Linked DNA regions of Homo sapiens: all the other regions are linked to region 1. The links are chromatin loops, found by intact Hi-C in ENCODE. Cell type or tissue: endothelial cell of umbilical vein. All regions are shown on one strand. Each heading gives the region's core, and the rest is flanking DNA. Links, peaks and the distances in the headings are about the cores only.

Region 1 (4,238 bases), core at 640-3,139:
ATAATACAGTTTGTTGGTTCTTTTAATTTGGGGGAAAATTTGGGGAATTCCAGTTCTCAGAGAAGTGAGAAGCTGAGCTCAGCATGAGCCAGGCCCCGGCTTCCAGGCCCTGTGTAAACAGCCACATGCGTCTTCCTCAATACACCTCGGTTTGAGGCAGCAGGGCGGGCCTGTTATGCCTGGACCTCAGCTGAACCAAGAGTCCCAGCCAGCCAATGACTGCTGTGTGATCCACAGTAGATTATTCAGACCACCAAAGGGAGCCTGTGGCTCTTCTCCCACCAATCTTTAGCCCTGACTTTTATGTAGTGGCTGAGGAAAGCAAAATTTATAGAATGCTATTACTTTGATGGAGAGATGATCTCATCCTTTTCATTAGTTTTGCAGATAAGAAAAGTGAAAATTGGACTCAGAATTTGGCTTAGTCAAAGCAGACTGGTACAGTACCTGACAAACTCAATTCCCAAGTCAAAGGTCCTTGAATATAAGGTGTACAATCAGTAGACTCCTTTTTCAGATGTCTATGTGAGAACTACAGTAAATGAGAGGTGTGTGTGTGTGTGTGTGTGTGTGTGTGTGTGTGTGTTTTCATCCCAGTCTAGAAAAATGGCATGAAAATCAAATGATTTGCAGCACAGCTAATGGTAAAATCTTCCAAATCCAGAATTCCTGTGATCATTGTGTACTTCACTCAGCAGCATAAACCCTGGTTTTCGTGGCAATTCCCAGTTGAAGTGAAGCTAGTTGCGCCTGGGGAAACTTGATGTGATTGTTGCTAACTATTACTTATTTTCATGAGTTGGTACCATTTCAAGATTTGTGGTGCAAGGGTTTCTTTAGAAGTCTGCAGCCAGTATTAGTTCAGTCCTTTTGAACTTACAAAAGCACTGTCACATTCACAGTGCACTTGGTACTCATGATAACACTATGAAGTGTTGTGGCAAATATTGCTAGTTGTTGCCAATTTCTATGTTCTTCTTCTATAGTAACAGAATTTCTGCTTTTTGTATGGACATAAAAGCCACATATCCCAGCCTAGTTAGGTGTGGCCATATAGTTAATTATGGCCAATGGGATGAGAGTAGAGGTAATGAGGTATAAGTAGAGTTAATGTTTGTAAATTCAGTGCTCTGTCAACAAATGGGGACAGCACACTGTCTCCACTGGCTGGAATAATGCTGGGCTTGAGAAACCTTGTTCTAGGTGATTTTGAAATATTCATGAATAATAAATGCAGATTATTATCATTATAAAGATAAATGGTTGTGTGACCTTGTACACATTATTTAATCATTCTAAATTTGCTTCTCCAATCTAAATTTGAGATACTAATAGTCGCCACAAGGGATACAATAAATATTAGAAGGGACGTATATAAAGTGTGGATGACAGTGTTGTCAGTACTAATAGCAAGCAGAGCCTGGTTTTGAGAACCGTAGAGTGTGGAGGACAAGAGGGGAAGAGATACAGAGGCGACTGCAGGAGTGGGACTGAGAGGCAGCGGCCGGAGTCAGAAGGCCTTCCTCTTTCTCATGAGGTGGCTGTGGTGCATTCTTTACTGAACAGGACAAGACTCTGTGGTTAGTGCTGGAACTCTTTGTCCTGAGTTAACAGTAACAGGAAGAGTGACTCAATATCCAGCCTCAAAGGATGGAGAAGCTGAGTCTGGTTTGAAACTTCCTCTCTCAAATCAGGGTTTGTCTGGGAACTAGATGAGTAGAAATGACTGTTAGTGTGCTCCATAGAGACCAATAGGCCCAGCTAAGACAGGCTGGGTGGGAAAAAAGGCCAAGGGAATGAGAAGGTTTGGGCAACAGGAATTTTTATTAGCCTTGTGGTTTGAGCTAAGTTTTAATAGCCAGTAGACCTATGCTTGAATCCCAGATCTACTACTTAGCAACTGTTATTGGTACCAATTTCCACATCCTTAAAGTGGGAATAATAGCTACCTTTTGAGGACTGTTAATCACAGCCATCATCTACTGAATTCTTACCGTGGATCAATCACTTTCGTAAATATTTGTGTTCGTTATCTCAAGTAATCTTCACAATGCTGGAAGGTAAAAACCGTCATGATTTCCAGGTTACGGAAGAGAAAAGTGGGGCATAAGGAGGTCAGAACATAGACTCATACGATTAAACTCTACTTCTTTGTTGCTTTTCCACTTAGGATTAAATGAGAAAATATAAAGTACTTAACACAGTGGTTGGCTCATTGTCTTGAATAAATGGTAACTTTTAAATATTATCCCAATTTTAGAGATGAAAACCATGAAGCTAAGAACAGCAAAGCAAATTTCCCTGAATTGTGTGACTGTTGGTAGAACAGGGTTCACGCGTTTCACTCCACACAGTTTTGATGCATTCTGCCTTGCGCCAAAAGGGTATCCAGCAGAGTGGAAGCAGCTGCTTCACCCGGGATGGAGGAGGATGTTCAACCAGCTCTCAGAGGTCATGCCTGAACTCTAAGGACATGGCTTTATCCTTCTCAGGATGTATTCTTCGCCTGCTACATCTTGAACACAGCAACCACGAGCAGTCTTCATCCCATGACCGCTGCCCCCGCCTTGTTTCCACAGACCCAAGCTCCTGCAGTGCTCGAGTCACATGATCAAGCGCTCATTTCTGTTTGTGAAGTTTCTCAGCCAAAAGGAAAACCATTAGGTATCAAATTGCAAGTAGAAAGCATCCAAGAAGCTGCCTATTCCAGCACCAGTTCCTGCCAAAGAACCTTAAATAAACTTGGTGAAGGGAAGATGTCTGAAATTACTCTATACTCAGTATATTTAGTTAGATTAATAATAGAACTTGATTTCATCTAACTAATTAATTTGAGTTCTAAAAGCAGACACAAATAATAGGCTTGTTTTTTTTCATTTTTTTTTCATTTTGATTCCCTTTGGGGATTTTTTTTAGGGGGGGTGGTGTAAAATGTTAGTCAATGTACTACTAAGGATAAAAGAAAAACTATCTATCTAAAGAGTGAAGTAGCTCTTTATATTTTTAACCAAAGGTGAGAGGTAAAGTCAAGCAATTTCTCTAACAATCAATTGTTATATACAGCAGTAACATGGATAGAAAAGGATACTCAAACAGGAAAAAAAAATCAATACAACTTAAAAAACATAATTAAACACGTAAAATGTTTGCCTTTATTTTTGAAAATTATCTTATTTCAATACAATATTTTCTGAAGGAAAGTGAACAGTTATGTCCCCATTTAAAAAAAATAAGTCTAATAAGGTAGACACTCCTTATGTTCTACATGACAATGAATTTCATGACACCTGACTGACTTCTCATTGCAAGGCACATTAATATAAATGACTCTCACTAAGCAACAAAGGCTGGAGGAAGAAGTTCCTCTGCCCTGAGAGCTCCCTGTGAGAGAGAAGAAGATGAGCAGGAGTCAGGCACGTCCTTGTTCCTAGCACTTGAAATGGGAGAGGACTGGCCAGAAATCAGAAGAAAACAAGATCTGATGTTTTACCTTTGAGTAAAATTTATTTTCTTGGAAAAAAACCACATGGGTGAGAGTACAGTTCTCCGTACTCGTTTAAATGCTCCAGGAATAATTTTTGGAGGAACTGGAGTAAAGTTTGAGGCAGATGTTGAGACTGGGAAACCAGAAAGTAGTACAAGATCATTTAGTAAGAAAGGGTCAGAATAGGCTGAAAGGAGGCAATTCAACAAGACCAGGGAATAGTTGAATGTCAGAGTCAGGATTAAGCACAAAAGAAGTAGAAAGTTGGATATTTAAACTGTAAGATGTTAATGCGTGTAGTCAAGTGAGGCAGCAGAAAATTAGCTGAGTAAGGAGAACAGGCAAAGCATCAGGACAGGAAAGAAAACCCTAAATTAATGGGCAGAAGAGTTACAAACACAAAAGCAATGAAAGGTCCAAACCCCAAGCTGCAAAACCAGTTGGTTCAAACCGCTAGTCACAAATAGTACATGAAGGAAAATTTAAAGTACTTATAATTAATAAAAAGAATTTACCTCTCCTGGGACAGCAGCAGTTTGAAAAGGAGAGAAAGGGTTTGTATAAAAATCAAGGATGTTTTGCCTTTTCCCATGAAGCTGTGAAGAAAGGAAGAAAGCTAGGGGAAATAAGAAAAGACGATTTGCCTCTCTGGGACACATTCCTCCTGGTGACAGTCCTCTTTCTCCCCCTGGTCCTTCTTAGCACACAAAGTAGATAGGCTATATGCTCTATAAAATAAGAGTCTGCCTTCTTG
Region 2 (4,238 bases), core at 1,014-3,513, 120 kb before region 1:
CCAGTATATTTGAAATGTGACTAAACATTTTTACAGTGAATATGTTCATATTGAAAAGAAATTACAATTTCCTTTAACCAAGTACTGGGTCACTATTTCTTCCAACTTAGTTATTGAAGAAACACTCAGCTACCATAGATTTGCTAGGCCGAAGTTTCTCAAACTTTAGCTGTGTCAGCATTACTTGGGGGGTTAATTGGAATGCATATTGCTGGGCTTGATGATCAGAGTTTCTGAGAACTTGTGTTCCTAACAAGTTCTCCGGCGATGCAGTAGTATAGAGAGGCATTGTTCTGGAGACATGCTTAATTTTAGGTACAACTTATTTTGACTTGAGAACTTTCTCTTTATTAAAATAGCAAAGGCGGTGTAGATGAAAATAAATAAATTGTATTCATTTGGGTTTTCTCATTTGCAACAGACCACATCAGCATTACCACTGGAAAGAATGACTTAGGAGAGTGGTTGTTTTAATGAGAGATTCTTTACATGCCATTGAAAGACAGGAAACCTTAAAAGAAAAACAAAACTGATAATCAACTCCTAAATGGGGATTTGAATTAGCTAAAATCTTTTTTTTTTCAAATGCCTACTACAAAGTCAAAGTTCATTCTCCTAGACTAGCAAATACTTTTTTATCAATATTTGTTTATATTTTCCCATAATTATCCTTATTTCACCTGCCACAAAAGAATTAATCATTTTATGTCCTCAGTCTTCAGCCCTCCCTAAAGTACCCAATAGCTCTTGTCCTTCTATAAGTCATCACCTACGTGTACTTTAAGACCCCGCTAATTCAATAATTTTATTTAAACGTTGATAGGATTCTATTAAATTTAAGGTATATTATTAATTAAACTAGAGGACATCTGCTGTAGTGAATAAATTATCCATGATTTAAAAGCAAAATTCAAAGGTAGACAAGGCCACCTGCGGCCATAGAGGCTGTGTAACTTCAGAAAGAACACTTATGAGTTAATGATAGGAATGGCACTCTCTGGAATTGTACAATCCAGTGTGCCTTAGTCAGATATAATAGGTCAGGTTTAGCAAGACAGGCATAAAGTTCTAGCCTTAACTTCAAAATTCCATAGAATGTGGGAGACATGAAATAAGAATGGCACATGGGACTTTTGGCTATTAGTTGACCATGAATAGCTCAGTGTGATTCAATAGTGATATGTAACTGCCCTCAAAAACTATGAAAAGCTTAGAGTTTCAGCAGAGGATGGTGTATCTGTTATGAGTGAGATGAGAAGTCTCTCTCTTCATGGCTGGTAGAATGAATCCAGAATTGTCAACTTCACATAAGTCTCAGAATATCCTCAACCCTGCCTGTTTTAGGTGAAACTAATGCACCAATTATTTCATTCATTTACAGAGAAACTTAAGCTAATATGTACATTCAGTACAATAAGTAATACAGACCCCTCAACAGAAAAAAAAAAACACCAGAAATTATCAAACTGAATTTCTTCAATTAATTTCAATTTAATTTGTGTGGACAAATATGTATTGGTTTTGACAATAAAATATGTCAAAATACTGTAGTGTTTAAAATTCCCATATGGAAATATGGCACCATGATTGTAGCTTCTGAATGAAAAACAGAGTTTTCAGTAATTTGTACTCTTCTGACTACATAGCATGGGAAGTTGAGAAAGAAATTCTTCTAGGTTGAATACTGGAAAAATCATCATCTGTTTCCTCTACTCAGTCACTAGTATACAAAGAAGGACTTAAGCAGATTTGCTGATTAATTTATCGGTATCTAAACATTTTGTTTTCTCTTAATTCAGTGGATGAGCTATAGTACTGGAACATTTATAGCTAAACTTTGTTATTTGGTTATTGTCCTTATAAAACCAACTTTTGCTGATAAAACATATTAACACTTATGGATGCTTTATAAATCCAATAATACAGCTTTGAGAGCATTTACTCTGTTTCCCACAAATTTTAATAAGCCTGGCTCAGCTTTTTCGACTGAAGCAAATGCACAGACCTCTACACTTCAACATGAAGACCTCCAGTTCACAATGTGCATATCCAAAGCACTGATACTAATGCTGTATCCAGAGATTTCAATGGGGAGGGTAATCTGTAATAACAAAATTGTATCCCTTCCTTCCTGCAATTACCTCACTATCCTCACAGCCTTGACATCTGGAAACCCACTGCTACTGTAGCAGCTGTGACTCCTCTCCTAGCAGGAAGTTAACTACACATTCCAAAGAGCACCAATTGTTTTGATATTTTCTGGCAGCTCAAAAAGCTTGGATATTGGTGAACACATTATTTTGTGGCAACCACATTTTGGAATTATACACAAATGTACAACATGTCACAATCTGAACAACTTACAGGTGTTAATGTTGTCTTTCTCTTAATGATATCATATTCCAAATTTAATCATTTTAAATATAGAGTAGTATGTTAGAGAATTAAACCTCATTCTGCTCATACTCACTTCTGCCATCATTTTCTCAAATGATCAACACGGAAGAAGACTTACCCAAAAATATGCTCCTATTTAAATCATTGGAAGAGAATTAATTAATTTGAGTTAGAAAGTAAGTATTGTGAGAATCATCCTGCTCTGTATTTGCCCACGTAGCACCTCTGTTAGCAGAGATTTTCAGATACTTATTAATTTTCTAGAAATCGAGACCTCCAAAAGAAGAGCAGAAATATTAAATGTTGGGCAAATCTAACTGCATTTTAGTGTCACCAAATGCCTAAAATTATTTTGTGTTTTTGAGCTGATAAATCTATATATTTTTTATTCAGATTTCTCTTATTCTTTAAAAATAATCAAAGGGATGACTGCTGGATTGATTTACTGCAAATTTATCTTTGAAATGGCTACAAATAATTGTTATTCTCATTTTAAGAGCATTAGTGTCTTTTGTTCATCAAATTAAGAATGAAATGGATTTTAGTACTGCCCTACAATTACTTTGGTAATCAAAATGATTGCCAATGATCTCCAAGAAACTAAACTGTCTTGCTACAGAACAGATTGAGGATTGTTTTGATTCACAGGAAAGCTCTGCAAAAATATGATTAATTATGATTTTGATTTAGTTTATAATTTTATTTTTTATTTCCGTTTTCCCTCTTCCCTACATTCTTTTAAAATATGGCAAAGTTTTCCATTGTATATTTTTATTTGACCTAATTTCCAATTAAATTTAATATTTCTCCTTGCTTAATTATTTCTTCTGGAATTTTACACTCATAGTGATTAAATCTCAATCTCCTCTCTCTTATTCTCTTTCTTTTTTTATTCTCTTTTTCTATCACACACAATTTAATAGTTCATCTTAAGTGATTTCTGATGCCTTGTATTCAGTGACTCTAATTTCTAATATCCTCTTCTTGTTAAAAATATTTTTGCAATGTATTTATAATATCTTTCTATTACACTGATTCTGTGTTATGTTTAAGCGTTTGATCACTTTTATTCAAATGTTCCTATGATAACCAGAAGATACTGTGCATTCTCATATTATTTTAATGCTCCAATGTATACTGCAGGCTTAAATAACCATAAAAGTAATGTTTGTTTAGAAAGTGACTGGTTTGTTTACCTTCACTGCTGCAGAAAATCTCACTAGGCAATTTGCCTGGGGCTGATACTTGTAACCATTAGCAATTATGGATTCTAGAAAGACGTTGATAGGAAGTTTTTAAAAAGCTATTTCAAAATCGGACACAAAAAATACAACACATTTTCTAGGATTGTTTTTCTTGCCATTCATGCTGCTTGCCTTTCTTATCTTAACTAAAATTCACTTTTCATCAGCCTGCAATGAGTCACAAAAAATGCTGTATCAATCTTGGGTTGTTCCTGGACATTCATAGTCAGATAAATTATTTTCAGAATCAGCAAAGCAGAATTATTTTTATAAAATGGTGTCTTTACACATCATTGATGTTTTGCAGAGGTCTGGACAAAACGCCAGTGATGTACTTTTAATTGCCAAGGGATCCACTTACACAAAGGAGACATGGGCACACCATTCTACCGTCAGGGCACTCATCATTTGACTTATGTATTGGACTTTAGGGGAAACACAAAGAGGATGCCTGGGACACTGTTCTCATCCTCTAAAGTCTTTACTAATAATATGTCAAAGTTGAGTAATAATACACACTAAGTAAAAGCTTTTCAACAGAAGCATCTCCATTAATCTCCACTTTGGGCCAGACAGCAAACTGAGCCTCTGTTTCTA
Region 3 (4,238 bases), core at 629-3,128, 90 kb before region 1:
AAATAGATAAACTCATTTCCAAGGAGGACTTTTGTCTAACCAAGGCATGGTACTGTCTTCTCTGCTTCCTTCCACTTACCTTTTACTAAATAAAACTAGAAACAGTTCATGAATACTGTTTTGCATGGGCCCCAAATTATTATACTTTACATGGTACCCATGTGCATTGATCAACAGGGATAATATAGAAATGTTTTCAAAAATGAAAATATTATTAGAATAAGCATACAGTCTCTCAAAAATAACTTTAAATGCAATAGATTACATTCAGACACATGGGGCACCAATATGAAAATTATCTACTTCTACACTGCTTTTTATGAAGTCAGGTAAATGGAGGATACTGGGGAAATAAACTGTGTTGAGTTGAATATCTAGATATTGATGTGCGCTAGGGAATCAAGGAAGAGGCAACAAGCACTTAGTGAGTTCCTCCTGTCTCCAGGAAATATATTAGGTGCTCACAGTCTATAGATGACTAAAAAACAGCCTCTGACCCAAAGGATTTCACTGGCTAGTGAGAGAGATAGGCCAAGAAAGAGAAACTTTGATTAAATTACTGGTGTGTCTATATTTCATTTTTAGAAAACTTTTCACAGTGAAAAATATGTAGCATTGAAACTAGAATTCTATATCATCTTGGTGTACTTGCCCTTAACCTACTACACTATCCTATTTTCTCCTTATATTAAAGGTCAACTGGAAATATCAGATAGCCTGTAAGTCTCGAGGTACAAATATGGAACTTAATTTATATTGTTTTCTTGTACAATTTTGAAACAAATTCTTGGTTAATAAATAGAAAATAAAAAACTGTTAATAGAAGCTAATACATTATATACATAGAATAATATAAAGGACATGGAAAATAAGCTAGAATTGTGTCACTATCTGATAGCTTGTCTCAAATTGTTCAATGTTCTGAGTCTCTGTGCCAATTTGAGTATGTAGCTCAATACTTCTAGGGAATAAATACTTCTGTCTTCCTCCTATGGCCGTACAATGTATTTGTTTATTTGTATAGTAATCGTCACTTTTTTCATAAAGCACTTAAGGTACTTATGGGCATATTTATATTCTTATGTCTGAAAGTTTTTGATAACTAAGCTTATTTTTTTTAAATCTATGCATTTATAGACCTTTTCCCAGAAGAAACTTAACTGTATTTGCATTTGCGTAATCCACTCATCCCTAAAAGACATCAGTTTCATGGTTCGAATGTTGCAGCTGTTTAACAGCTTCCAGGCGACACTAAAAACTTAGTTTTAAGACAGGAAACTGGGAAGAGTAGTATATTTAATTAGAGTTTCAGGCGAGGTATTTAAAAAGCACCTAAGTTAACTTGATCCAAGATCATCTAATTAATACCCTCGCTGATTAAAAAATGTAAACTATAAAGCCACTGTATTATTAATTGCAAATATTAATATTTTTGAAAGTAATTCTTCAGTTGGGTAATTGTATCAGTTTTTCTCTGCATTGATCTCCGGTAACCATTTATATTTAATGCAGAAAAGAGGTTGCTTGTAAGTTAAGCCCCACAGGAATAACTTTAAAAGTATAACACAATTACATCATGTATTTGCTAGAAACTAGGTGTTTTAGATGGATTAGTGGTAGTGGGAAGGGGTCCTTTCAGGATTGTAGGTAATAAATTCATAAAGATTGTTTAAATGAAATCATAGTTTTCCACAGTTACCTAATGACATCAAATGTGATTTACCTTTATCTCTGATAGGCTATCATCAATAATATGGTACTTTTTGAAAATTTAAGCCATTCATTTTTCTGTACATATGTAAGTATAAAAAGAAAGCAGACCAACAGTGAAGATTTGAAAATACGAATGGAGGAAAACTTTCTTACTGTGAAGTAACTTTCTCACTTATCTGTCTATCTTATTTTCAAGTATCTTTTTTGGAGAAGAAAATATTGTAAAGACTCTGAGTAGTTTAAAGTTGTTATAACATCTGTATTATTGCTACACATGTAATAAAGAACATCCTTATGTTGGTAGAAACACAAAGTAATCACCAGATTAAGTCTTTTGTTTTTTCTTTCCTCAGTTGTGATTTCAATGAATCAAGTAGTCACATGATCCTATTGTTCAAGGAATATGCTCATCTATAAATATTTTTTATAAAGAAAAAAGTACTGTGAATTGTTAAAAAAAATACTGGATTTTTGCCTATTTGTTCTTTTAAATGTAGCATAGAGAAAATATTAACTAAGCCCTCTAGAATCACTCTTTGATTAAGGAAAATAAAAAATAGAAACTAAAAAGTTGCAGAATCTCAGGACTATAATAGATTTCTTATCAGAGTCCAAAATCAATGCATGTATTCTTTAGATAATCCAAACATGTCATAACGGTGTATGTTTGAGCTAAAGTATTTCATTTTTATATTATTTATCAAGAAATAAAATATTTAACTATAATGGAGTCTTGACTTTTGGCTGGAATCCTTTCTCAGTCCACAGGTCACCATGGAGAGAAAACAGTAACCTGCTGGTTACATTAGGGAAGGTTTAGAGAACTTCTTGCATATTCAAGTCTATTTAGATTCTTCATTCTTAAAAGATAAATTTTTATAAAGACAATTGTGGTGAAGTAAACAATCCATGTAATGTGTATCAGAACTCAGTATCAAAAATTTTATAAATTTTCATATTATCCTAACATAGCATTTTATGTAATATTAGAGCCATGAGCAATAACCTTTTAATAGATATTCAGCTTTGTATTTACAACTTCTCAAGTTCTGTCAATTGATTTAAAAATGTCTATGTAGTATAGAAACCCAGAAAGATAGTGTAACTACTTTTATATCATACATTATTTTTAAAAGTTCACACAGATCTTACTTTGTAATACATTTTTGTTACTATTTTTCATCTCTCTTCCACCATTTTAATTACTCAAACAGTTTTTGACTGCAAAGTCAGTGCTTGCTAAAAGCTCACGGGAAATAAAATAGTATTATATACATTGTTTCACACAGATTGATGTAAAAAACAAATGGTATCCTGTTGATTGAAAGAACAGATGCTTGTATAATTTATGAAGCCAGAAATACGTCCACAATATCCTCCCAAAATAGTAAGGTATTCTAATAACATAGTGGGGAATGCAGTCAAAGAGCTTGGGAGATTCCAATTTGTAGACTGTATTTTGAATGGAGCAAAGAAAACTTGAAAGATATTATCAATATTCTAAAAATACAATTATAATCACTCATTCTCCAAAGTAACATGATACAATAAAATAACATTTTAATGATTCACGTAAAAAATTAAAAAGCCTAGCATGTCTTTTTGTTGATTGTACATTTCACGTTCCACTCACTAGCAAATTTTAATAATTTGTCTAAGCAAGGGGGTCTACTTTTCATAACAAATGTCCATCATGTCAATTGTCCCAGAAAAAAAAATTTTCCCCCAAAAATGCTTACTTTCTCTAACACACATATCACTCTTATTTTTCAAATATTAATTTAGTATTAATAATAACAACGTAATAACATAAGTTGTGTTACTGATATGGTAGTGTTTATTTGGGATTAATTTTAAGTTATTTTGAATATCAGTTAACGTATCTGTACTTTCTAAACTGAAGAATTAATCAACTATTAGTACAAATTCTTGGATCGAGGGCACTATATTTCATTGCTAAAAATAAACACTGCTCACTGTGGCATTGGCACAGTTTGTGGAAGTCATGGGGTTATACTATTACACGATGGATTCTCTTTATGAAAAAAATAACATGGCTTCAACTATGATTTGAATTTTTCATTACATTCATTTAACTTCAAACTTCACATCATCATTGTGCTTTTTTCTATAAAAATGAGATTTTTTCTATCAATTTTTTTGTAAATTGATTATTTAAGTAACTCATTGTTTATAAAAGATTACTTTTGATAGCTCAGTATAATTTATCTGCACTATAAGCTCATGGATTTTGAAAAAATTGTAGTTATATATATTTTCTTTTTTTCTTCTCTTTCTCTGTTTTCTTTCATTTTCTCTCCTCTCTCTCTCTCACTTTATTTTTATTTTTATTTTTTGCTTCAGGAAGAAGTCTAAATTTCAGAGCAAATAAACATTGAAATAGCTTTCCAGTAGACAAATCTCAAAATATTAAAAAATATGAAGATTGAACAATTTTCGAAACTACAACAAAATTTAAAAACTAGTCTAATTCTACGTAGACAGCCAATGGCATACTGATTTGA
Region 4 (4,238 bases), core at 1,059-3,558, 660 kb before region 1:
GGAAGTAGCAAAAACATATTTCCTTCCCTATCTGTATTCTTTAACTGAAGTTTCCTCTTTCTTATTGAATTTTATTGAAAGATGCAAGACATTACCATCACTCAGATTAGCAGCCTTGGCAAAGAAAGGTTCTCTTACTCATTGATTTTAGCCTTCTGATATTTCTTAGGTGTGTTAGTTCCTTAGGAATACTATATCAAATTACCATAAACTCTAGTTTGGCTTAAAACAACAGAAGTTTATTCTCTCTCAGTTTAGGAGGCTAGGGGTCCAAAATCAAGAAGTTGGCAGGGTCATGCTCCCTTGGGATGGTCTAGAGGAGAATCCTTCCTTGTGTCTTCCAGCTACCTGTGGCTCCTATTGCTTCTTTGCTCATGGCAGCATCACTCTAGCCTCTGCCTCCACAGTCAAATGACTGCTTTCCCTGTGTGTCTATGTCCAAATCTCCCTTTCCTTATAAAGATACCAGTCATTGGTTTAAGGCCCACCGTAATCCAGTGTGACCTTATTTTAGCTTGATGATATCTACAAAGACTATTTTCAATTAAGGTCACATTATTCTGAGGTTCTAGGCAGATGTGAATTTGGGGAGACGATGTTCAACTCAGTACGTGAGATATTGCCAAGTTCTTTCTCTGCCTCGAGCCTTTGCACATGCAAAAGTAGCTAACATTCATTAATTCTGTCAGTTCTCAGATTAAATATCACCTCCTCAGAGAGATCTTCTATGTCTAATCTAAGGTAACCTCATTATTCTCTATAGTAGTACCTCTTCAGTTCCATTCTTTGCGCTTATCACGTGTAATTGTTTGTATATTTGTTTACTTTCTACTTCAGAAGAATACAATCTCCCTGAGATTGCAGAGCCCATGTCTATTTTATGTACTGTTTTAGCCTCAGCGTTTGGTATTATTCTTGACACACAGTAGAATCTCAATAAAAAGTGTCGTAGAAATGAAATGGATAAATGAATAAATGAATGATATAGCTGACTATACACAATGTTTTTTTGAATCATACTCTTATAAACATTTTGCATTTTGGTCTAATAAATGAATACTTTGCTCTAATAAATGAATACTTTGCTGAGTCAATATCTGTATAAAATACTGATGGCCTTCTATGTGGGGTGATATGTAGGAGAAAATATGAGAACAAACTAGATTCAATACTTGTCTCCCAGAAGCTTATAATTTAAGATATAAGATACAGATTTTATGAGAAAACAATAATCATCCTTAGGATTTTTTACCCCAATGGTGACATTAATTCAGCAGCTTCTACATGTTCAAAAATTTGCGACATTTTAGGTTTGTGTGTGGTTTACATTCTTCCAAAGTTTACACTGAGCAGCAATAATCAAGGGTCTCTCAGAGGGCCTCGCACATGATAAACACTCAATAAATATTAGTTGAATAAGTGAATGAATGATAGTTCATAAAATGCCTATAATGAAAATTAGGGGCAGAAGAGGAATAAAATCATTATCTGTCAGGAACAGACACAGTATTTGCAAAGCTTAAACTGATGGGAACCATTAATACCTACGGTATTCATGAGGTGTTATCCTACCATAATTTCCAGTTAGACTGGCTTGTATGTGGTAAAGTCTGTCTTAACTGTTCAAAAATTTACATTCAAAATGTGCATCGAGGGGTGCAAAAGTGACAACAGACTAATCTGGACTCCTCTCTTTTTAATTGGGAGACATTCTGTGACCCCTTTCAAACAGGGATTGAACAGTAGGTTTTACTTGTTTTTCAGTTAATTAAATTCCCTTTTTGATGAGCTGGAAAAAGCTTAGTAGTATACTAGAAAATAGACGATGTGTGAAAAATACCAAGTTTCATATAACCTATGAACTAGATTGCAATGGAGCATTTAAAAATAAATAAATATATATATATGTATATATTTATATATATTCTTGTTCTCTGCTAGATAAGCGGAGCGAAATTTGACTTTTTTGACATGCTACTAAACATGTCTCATGACAATTTGAGCCATCGTGTTGGCAGTTTTCTTGGCAAAAGGCCTGAGGCTATCTTACTAATTTATTAGCATTGCCATGCACATTTGAGCTTTCTTTCTGTAGTTCTTTCACTCTCATTCTCTTGGACCCTTATATTTAGTTTCCATATTAGGAGTTAACAATGTTTCTTCTTTTTAATCCACCTGCTTCTAGATGAATAATTTTAGCCATCACTGTCCAGGAACCCTTTGAAATTCCTTTGTTTACAGTCACACAGCTGTATCCTGATACTGAGACCACATTGGAGGCCCTTAGTAACATGCTTCTATTGTCTGTCCTGGGAAGCACGTCCTCCTTGCATATATGTTTCTTTCAAATTATTTTTTCTTGAGTTTTTTTTACATAATCTCAAACAGTCAAGCTGGCACTTTGTTCTCCTGGAGATGAAGGAGCAATAGTGGTTAGGTTTTCCTGCCTTCACTCTTTCCAATTTGCTCAAATCTGTAAGCTGTTCTGAGAGAAGTCAGCCTGACACGTGTCACAGGCACTGTCAATTAGGTTAATAGACAAGCAGGCAGGGCCCTGGCATTGAACTGAGTCATTTCCCAATACTGGTGTACACAGAATGAAAGCTGGAGAGTCAGGGTCTCTCTGACTCAGAGTCCTTTTTTTTTTTTTTTTTTTTTTTTTTTTTTTTTTTTTTAGAATGCATTGTGATTTTTGATAGAGGAAGGAAGGAATTAAGACAAAACAAGGGAATGAAGAATTTATTATTTCTTTCCACCAGCCAACTCACTGGTTTCTGTTGCCAAGAATATACCTTTAATTTATAAGACCAACACAATTCTAGTTATATATTATTTTAAATTTAATTTAGAGATAATACCATGTCTTTGGAATTAAATTATTTATTTTGAGGTAAGTAAATAAACATGAGAAAAGTAGAAATTTTAGAGGGTCTCTTAATGCAAACAAATTTCATCGCCTGTGATGTGGTTAACACATACGGGCATTGAATAAAACTTGGCTTGACTGAATTATATTGATTTTTAATACATGCCTTCTAAACATAAAGTACTGTGCTATAATAAGAGGTATATTATGATTTTCAGCAAAATACTTTACAGAAAAGATCTGTAAGAAGCAAGATAAGCTAAATTGCCCCCCCCCATTATTATATGACAATGGCATTGTCAGGATACAGTTTAAAATCTAAGACCACCCCACACTTGTGTTATCTGCAGACAAGCTGAAGGCACAAACCCTCAAATTAAAAAAGACATGAGAAACCTGAAGTCATGCTGAAGGAATCCTCTTCTTGTTTTATCATTCCAAAGGAAAAATGTCCCCATAAAGCCTACCATTCACAAAATATCTATAAGGAATATACTCTAATTATGTTGACACTTATCTTCATGTAATTGTTTGCCTGTTAGCATGAAGCTTTTGGACATGAATATTTCTTTCTAATATTCAAACAACTGGCTTTAGGAACAAAAGAATGAATATGTCTAGAAATTATCAGCTACTTAGCTTCAAATAGCAATTCACATGAAGACAGCAACTTGAAGACAAATAAACTTTTTTCAGAATTAATTTTAGGGCTCACCCTCTACTCAGTTGTTACTGAACATGGGTAAGTGTTAGGTTTTAGTCTTTACATACACATATAAATTTACTTAGGAAATGTGAGCAAAAATATATTAAATAAGATAGAGGTTATTTGTTCAAATAACATATTCAGAAAATATAAATGTTAAGGTCATTTTTAGCAATGTTAACACATTATTCACTGCTTTTTCACCAAAGTCGTTATCAGAATGTAAAAACTGTTAAAACATACTGTATGTGTGGAATGTGATGAAATTGCCACTCCATTAACAGAAAAATAAAACCAGGAGAGAGAGAGAGAAAAAAAAAAAGGAGAACAGAAACAATGCATTATTTATTTCATTTTTGCAGAAAAAAGTGAGTGAAAACCATAACTATCATTTTATTAGTAATATTCAATGTTCATGTTGCTCTGTAGATCTAAACATGCTTAGGTTGTTTTAAAAATTAATAATTCTCTTGCTGTACTTTTATTCAAAAGAGTCAATTTATGTTTATATTTATTTGTTTTGGATAGAATAAGAGAAAACTCTCACTGGAATTTTCTACAAGAAATTTCCATTTCTAACAGAACAATATACAGTCAGCTCACCACGTCCATGGGTTTCCATCTGCCAATTCAACTGACTGAAGATCGAAAACATTTTTTTAAAAA

The links. Peaks named below come from ENCODE experiments on the same cell type or tissue, not always from the same donor. Only the 100,000 strongest peaks of a DNase experiment are listed, where the experiment ranks them.
Region 2: a loop joins it to region 1, with 5 times the contacts of the local background. A loop is called at or near these places in 7 of 110 quality-filtered maps.
Region 3: a loop joins it to region 1, with 2.8 times the contacts of the local background. A loop is called at or near these places in 3 of 110 quality-filtered maps.
Region 4: a loop joins it to region 1, with 8 times the contacts of the local background. A loop is called at or near these places in 8 of 110 quality-filtered maps.

The regions. Positions count from the first base shown.
Region 1 is chr1:198,774,189-198,778,426 of GRCh38, reverse strand. No RefSeq gene overlaps it. Among named protein-coding and RNA genes, the nearest start is that of MIR181B1, 83 kb to the left of the region's middle. In endothelial cell of umbilical vein, for the core only: no CTCF peak of the experiment used is centred there; a DNase peak (open chromatin) is centred at 1,636; H3K27ac peaks cover 2,202 bases.
Region 2 is chr1:198,890,176-198,894,413 of GRCh38, reverse strand. All of the region lies in intron 2 of MIR181A1HG (MIR181A1 host gene), which reads left to right. Among named protein-coding and RNA genes, the nearest start is that of MIR181A1, 33 kb to the right of the region's middle. In endothelial cell of umbilical vein, for the core only: no CTCF peak of the experiment used is centred there; a DNase peak (open chromatin) is centred at 2,123; H3K27ac peaks cover 2,457 bases.
Region 3 is chr1:198,864,352-198,868,589 of GRCh38, reverse strand. All of the region lies in intron 2 of MIR181A1HG (MIR181A1 host gene), which reads left to right. Among named protein-coding and RNA genes, the nearest start is that of MIR181A1, 7.3 kb to the right of the region's middle. In endothelial cell of umbilical vein, for the core only: no CTCF peak of the experiment used is centred there; a DNase peak (open chromatin) is centred at 1,969; H3K27ac peaks cover 432 bases.
Region 4 is chr1:199,432,743-199,436,980 of GRCh38, reverse strand. No RefSeq gene overlaps it. Among named protein-coding and RNA genes, the nearest start is that of LINC02789, 290 kb to the right of the region's middle. In endothelial cell of umbilical vein, for the core only: no CTCF peak of the experiment used is centred there; a DNase peak (open chromatin) is centred at 2,440; H3K27ac peaks cover 2,040 bases.